Linked DNA regions of Homo sapiens: region 1 is linked to region 2. The links are chromatin contacts, found by Hi-C in ENCODE. All regions are on one chromosome and are shown on one strand. The core of a region is the stretch at or near the end of the contact, and the rest is flanking DNA. Distances in the headings are between cores, read along the strand shown.

Region 1 (2,911 bases), core at 232-2,731, 2.0 Mb before region 2:
CAAACAATACAAAGCATGTATGGACACAACACATAGTTTTGAAGTCTGCGTTTTCCTTTCTTTGAAGAGGAAAAATTAACAAGGCTATATAAATCAAGTATGAATTATTATTGCCATATCTTACAGCTAAATAAAAACTAGTACACTGTCTTGGGTTTCTTAGGGAAGCCTCTATGAATTGCAGTTATTTGAAATGAGCCTGATACTAAAAGGCCATGCATGGTGTTATTTTCAACATTATAGGCAAACCTTGGCTTCTGTGTGTTTGACATGTCAAATCCCCTTTAAGTTCCTCATGTGATCCGGCTTGGTCTGTTTACCAAATCTAAATCTCTGGAAAATTTGTTCCTGCAGAGATCTAGAAAAGATGATTGATTTTTATGCCGCACATTTGTCATTCTCCTCCACCTTCCCTTCCCTGGGTCTTGCCAAAGTTTTCATCATCAGGTCTGACGCCGCCGGGAGTATCCTTTCTTGTCTTGTTCTCTGTTCACTTTCTTTCTGTCCTTTCTATTAACTCCTTTATCTACATCCATAATTCTAGTTTATCATCTGTCCTTTTATTTACATATCTCTGGCATCTGTCTTTCTATTTCCCTCTCCTCTACCTCACTTTCCTCTTGTCTGTCCTTCATTTCTATCTTTCACTTTGCTCTTCACTTTTGGAAAGTTATGATAAATACAGATTTGCAGCCCGGTATTATCTAATTCATTGCCTCTTTTCCTTGCATAATCTGGTGAAGGCAGACAGATTCACAACTCCTTCCAATCCTATTTTTGCCCCCTCCTCAGCTATATTGCTTCTTGCATGGTTTTATTGCTGTGGAGGAGGTTGAAAGTTTGCCAAGTGACCCAGAAGACCTGACCGGCAGTCTTTTGTTTCTTAGCACTTGAGAGACAGTATTTAAATTTTATGGGGTGTGAGGTCTTATTTTGGACACTGTACTTCTCCTCTGGCTTAGAAAACCTCTTTGGGAAAGTGGACATTGAGATCTTCAAGCTATGCAGTGCTAAATGTTTCCTCCATAACTTTATGTTCACATATCTTAAATGAATAAGCATTCTTATGTTAAAACAGTAAAATTTTCCTTAATAAAATAATCAATGCCCATTTCAAATAGTAAATTATAAATACTATGTAGACAAGTTTGTATTTTTTTAACCTATTAGTATGATGGCTAAGTTATTTCTTCAGAGTCTACCATAGTCTAACATAGTTTTTAGTCATATATTTTTTAAAATTGCATAATATTTCTTGGAGTACCTAGAATGTAATTTATTCAGCCATTTATCAATTGTTGGCTACTTCTCCACTTTTTAATGTGTGAGCTTTCATGCTTCTAAGTGCTCAACTTGACAAACTTTATTTCATTCTTCAATGACCTTCCACGTGATCCTCTTAGTCACTGTCTCAGGGTGACTCAGGGAGTACAAGGAATAAACACTGAAAACAATCTCAAGCTTGTGATGAGCTTCCTTCCCCCAATCTGTTACAACATGGCACTCAGGAACAAACTTTGAGAAAGCCTGGGATTAATCATGAAGACAAATAGGGAAGGAAGGCTGTTAAGAACACTTCTACAAATGAAAATACAGACCGACGGGCACAAATCCCAGAGAAAAGTTATTGACGTTTCCTCTCAACATGAATATGGAATGTTACATTGGTACCAAGAGAGTGAGTGTTTTGTATGGATGTTTGTTGGAAGGATAGAGTGGTATAAAATCACTAGAGGCAGTCTGATTTTAGGTATATGTGAGTTAGGTCTGTAAGTAACAGAAAACAAAATTAAACTAGCTTAAATAAACAAATAAATATTATTAACTCCCATGCTCGAACATTCAGAGGGGACAGGCTTCAGTCTGATTTAATCCAGTGGCTTTGGCTGGTTCTCTTCAGTTTGCTCAGCTGTAGCCTCCTCTGTGTATTGGCTTCATCTTCAGGCTGGCTTCTTTTGGAAGCAAAAGGACTAGTTACTTTAAGCCTCACAGTTTCATTTCATGATTTTCAGAGGAAGTGAAAACTTTTTTCTGGTTGTTTTTAATTAAGAGTGAGAAAAATTATTTCCCAGGAGTTTCACGTAAACCTTTCTTTGTATTTCACTGGTGTAAATTAGATTACATGTCCATTCCTGCACCAGTCCTTGAGGCCAGGGCAAGGCCATGTGCTGATCGGCTTATGTCTGTTTTCCTGACCCAATCACCGTGGCAGATGTGTTGAGATTACCTCTAAACAAATTTCCCAGGAGATAGGGATGTGGTTAGTGCACCTTTATGAATATGGGCTGCATGAGGGAAGAGGTGGATGCATGGAGGAAAACTGGACCATTATTAGGAAAGGGAAAATAAATGCTATGCAAATTTAATCCATAATATCTGCCAGTTCTCAGCTTCGTCTAGTTTAGGGCTTGCAAACTGTTATAACTTAGAAAATATTCACATAAATGAAATAGATAATAAATTTAATATAAAATATAACTATGATTAAATATGGTGTTATTTAATTTTGTAAAGGAGACAGTTAAGGGGGATTTTATAGTATATGGTTCTGAAAATGTTTCCTGGGTTTCCAAATCCAACTTCTTTTACTTCCTAGCTCTGTGATTTGAGCAAGTTACTTCATCTCCCTGTGGTTTAGTTTCCTTATCTGTAAAATGGAATTATAAAAGTATCTACTGCATAAGGTTGTCATGAGGACTAAGTGAGTTAATACATACAAAGCTTTTAAAAATAGAGTCTAGTTCATAATAGCACTTGATAAATATTTACTTTTAATACTTTTTAATTTTCTTCTTCTTATTTTTTTAGAAGTGAGGTCTCACTATATTGCCCAGGCTGGTCTTGAACTTCTGGGCTCAAGCAGTTCTTCCACTGCAGCCTCTCAAAGTGCTGGGATTATAGGCGTGAGCCA
Region 2 (2,856 bases), core at 282-2,781:
GTCCTACAACGCATGCCCATGCACGTGTTGTTTTCCTTTTTTGTTTCCGTTCTTTCTCTCTCTGTCTTTTTTTTTTTTTTTTTTTTTTTTTTTTTTAAAGAATCTTGCTTGGTTGCTAAGGATGAGGTACAGTGGTGTGATCATGGCTCATTGTAGCCTTGACCTCCTAGGGTCAAGCAATTCTTCCAGCTCAACCCACCAAGTAGCTTGGACCACAGGCTTGCATCACTATGATTGGTTAGTTCTTGTTTGCTTGTTTGTTTTTAATTTTTTTTTTGTGGAGAACAGTGTTTCGCTATGTTGCCCAGGCTGTCTCAAACTCCTGGCCTCAAGTGATCCTCCTGCCTTGGCCTCCCAGAGTGTTGGGATTACAGGCATGAGCCACCACACCCAGCCCCATGCAGGTGTTCTAAGCTCCTGAGAGAGGCTGGAAGCTTTCTTCCTGCTTTGAAGGAAAGGAGACTTCCCAAAGTTGGAGATTAATAAACAACCTCTAGGCAAACATTTAAAAGTTCAGATCCTAAAGATTCATACTTAACTCTTTTGTATAGACATCCTGTCATTGACATACATATTATATCAAATACAACAGTTTTGCTTTTTATATAAGAATAAACTATATCAGAAAAGTCATCCTTTCTTTCCCAACTACCCACCATTTTTTCTTTCTCAGCTACTGCCACCCTAACATTTAGGGCCTCTCTTCCTCTCAATTTTACATTACTGCAAGAACAGCCTTACTCATTCCTGGATCCCATGTTTCCTCCGCGCCATGCCTAAACACCAGTGCCACATTATTCTCCCTCCAGCACAACGATGATAAACCCATCATTGCACCACTTTACTCAAATGCTGCCAGTGGCTCCCTGTTGCCTAGAACTTTGCTGTCCAACTTCCTAGCCTTCGCCATTTGAGAGTATTGAGTACCTGAAATGCATCTAGTTCATATTAAGAAGTGCTGTGAGTATAAAACACACATTAGAGTTTGAAGACTTAGTACCAAAATAAAAAAGAATATTAAATATCTCAATAATTTTTACACTGATATTAAAATGTTAATATTTTGGATATATTTGAATACATAAAATATTATTGCTAAAATTCATTTCACCTGTTTCATTTTACAGTTGTAATGTGGTTAGTAGAAACTTTGGGACAACACTGACTGTCTGACCCTCAGCCAGTTTCACTGGAGAAGTGAAACCTCAGTGACTAACCCTCAGATTTTAGTCTTCCGCAGAGGTAACCCAACCCATCTGTTACAGGCTGAAATGTGTCCCTGCCCCTCCAATTCATATGTTGAGCCCTAACTCCCAAAGTGACTGTATTTGAAGAAAGCATCTACCAAGAGGAAAGTAAGGTTACATGGGGTCATAAGGGTGGGGTCCTAATCCAATAGCATCGGTGTCCTTAAAAGAAGAGGAAGAAGAAAACAAAAGAGGAAGAGAAACTAGAGCGTTCTCTTGCTCTCTGTCTCCCTTTCTCTCTCTCTCCACATCAAAGAGGGAAGGCCATATGAGAACACAGTGAGCAGGTGGCCATCTGCAAGCCAGGAAGAGATCCTTCACCCAAAACCAAATCAGCCAGCACCTTGATCTAGGACTTCGAGCCTCCAGAACCATGAGAGGATATATTTCTGTTGCTTAGGCCATCCAGTCTAGGATATTTTGTTATGGCATACACTACCTTATCAGCCTTAGTTTCTGTTCTTCCCCTCATATAACCTAAACTTAGTGCTCAACTAGGCTACTCTCTACCCTTAATGGCAGTCATGTGATCTGTTCATGCCTGGACTCCTCCCATCCCTTCACATTTCTGCAAATGAAATTACTTATCCCCCATGCTCCTTCCAAAATGACACTTCCTCCCTGAAATCTTTCCCAATACCTCAAACAAATATTTCTCCCAGTTCTGAACTTTCATTGTGGTTTTTACTTCTCTTATGATGTGCACTCTTCTTCATCACTGATCACAGTTATATTTCTTTTAGGTCACGTTTTCCTTGCAATCAAAGACTACCTTCCTCATCCTGATATTTCTCAGGGTTTCCAGTACTGTGGCCTTATTCTTAATAGGGGCCAATTAAATATTTAACACATTGAATTGCTATCCCAGATGGCCCAAACTGACTCTTTTATGAGTTCCTGATATAATTTCAATAAACTATCACCTTGAGAGAAAGAGAGAGCTTTTCCAAAGCAAAGACAAAGAAGTATGCTTGACCAAGAAACTCAACTACTCTTAATAATAATAAGGATAAAATTTTACATAGCACTTTTTATGTGCCAGACAAGGTTCGAAGTATTATAACTACATATATATATGGGGCGGGGAGAGAGAGTAAGAGTGAGCTGGGGGAGAGAGAATAGAGGAGCAAGCCCACTGCTTTCATGGAGTTTGAGGACTCCGTGCCAACCATGCAGGCAGGGTGAGCACACCCCATTGCGTGCTCGATACTGGAAGGAGATGAGTTAGTAACAGTGTGAGAAACCAGAGCCTAACGAGTTTAAACATCCAAGAAGAGATACCTTCCTTTCTCTTCAAAGGAAATTAAATATGAAATCAGCTTGTCTAAATTATCTATGGGCCTGCTTAATTAGAGCAGTGACATTTTCCTGACTGACAGCCAAATATGTGCTTAAAAGAGTGTTTACAGATGTCTGTGGATTCCACAAAACTAATCCAATAAAGGTCTGATTTAAATCAACCAGATTCAAAAGATTGATAGTTATGATTGATATTTCATCTTTAACCTTAGCAAGTGGGAGAAAGCAGTATCATTTGAGCTTCTTATCAGTTTCTTAGGTTTTCAGAAGGAGGGAAAGAAAATACTGAAAGAGAAGTTTTAAAGCGCTG

The links. Hi-C counts contacts between places; a loop is a spot of excess contacts on that map. Pooled maps may share reads with other maps.
Region 1: a loop to region 2 is called in a map with no recorded cell type, with 15 times the contacts of the local background. The contact joins two enhancer-like sites. A Hi-C loop is called at or near these places in 3 of 37 single-sample maps with no recorded cell type and 2 of 50 pooled maps.

Annotation. Positions count from the first base shown.
Region 1 is chr4:111,990,506-111,993,416 of GRCh38, reverse strand. The region is part of intron 1 of LINC02945 (long intergenic non-protein coding RNA 2945); the gene reads left to right. Among named protein-coding and RNA genes, the nearest start is that of LINC02945, 120 kb to the left of the region's middle. RefSeq lists a silencer at 1,849-1,918. Within about 2 kb of position 1,481, at least 2 of the 41 ENCODE cell types and tissues checked have a DNase peak (open chromatin) inside an H3K27ac peak, as active enhancers do.
Region 2 is chr4:109,989,411-109,992,266 of GRCh38, reverse strand. All of the region lies in intron 18 of EGF (epidermal growth factor), which reads right to left. Among named protein-coding and RNA genes, the nearest start is that of EGF, 78 kb to the right of the region's middle. RefSeq lists an enhancer at 2,346-2,856. Within about 2 kb of position 1,531, at least 4 of the 41 ENCODE cell types and tissues checked have a DNase peak (open chromatin) inside an H3K27ac peak, as active enhancers do.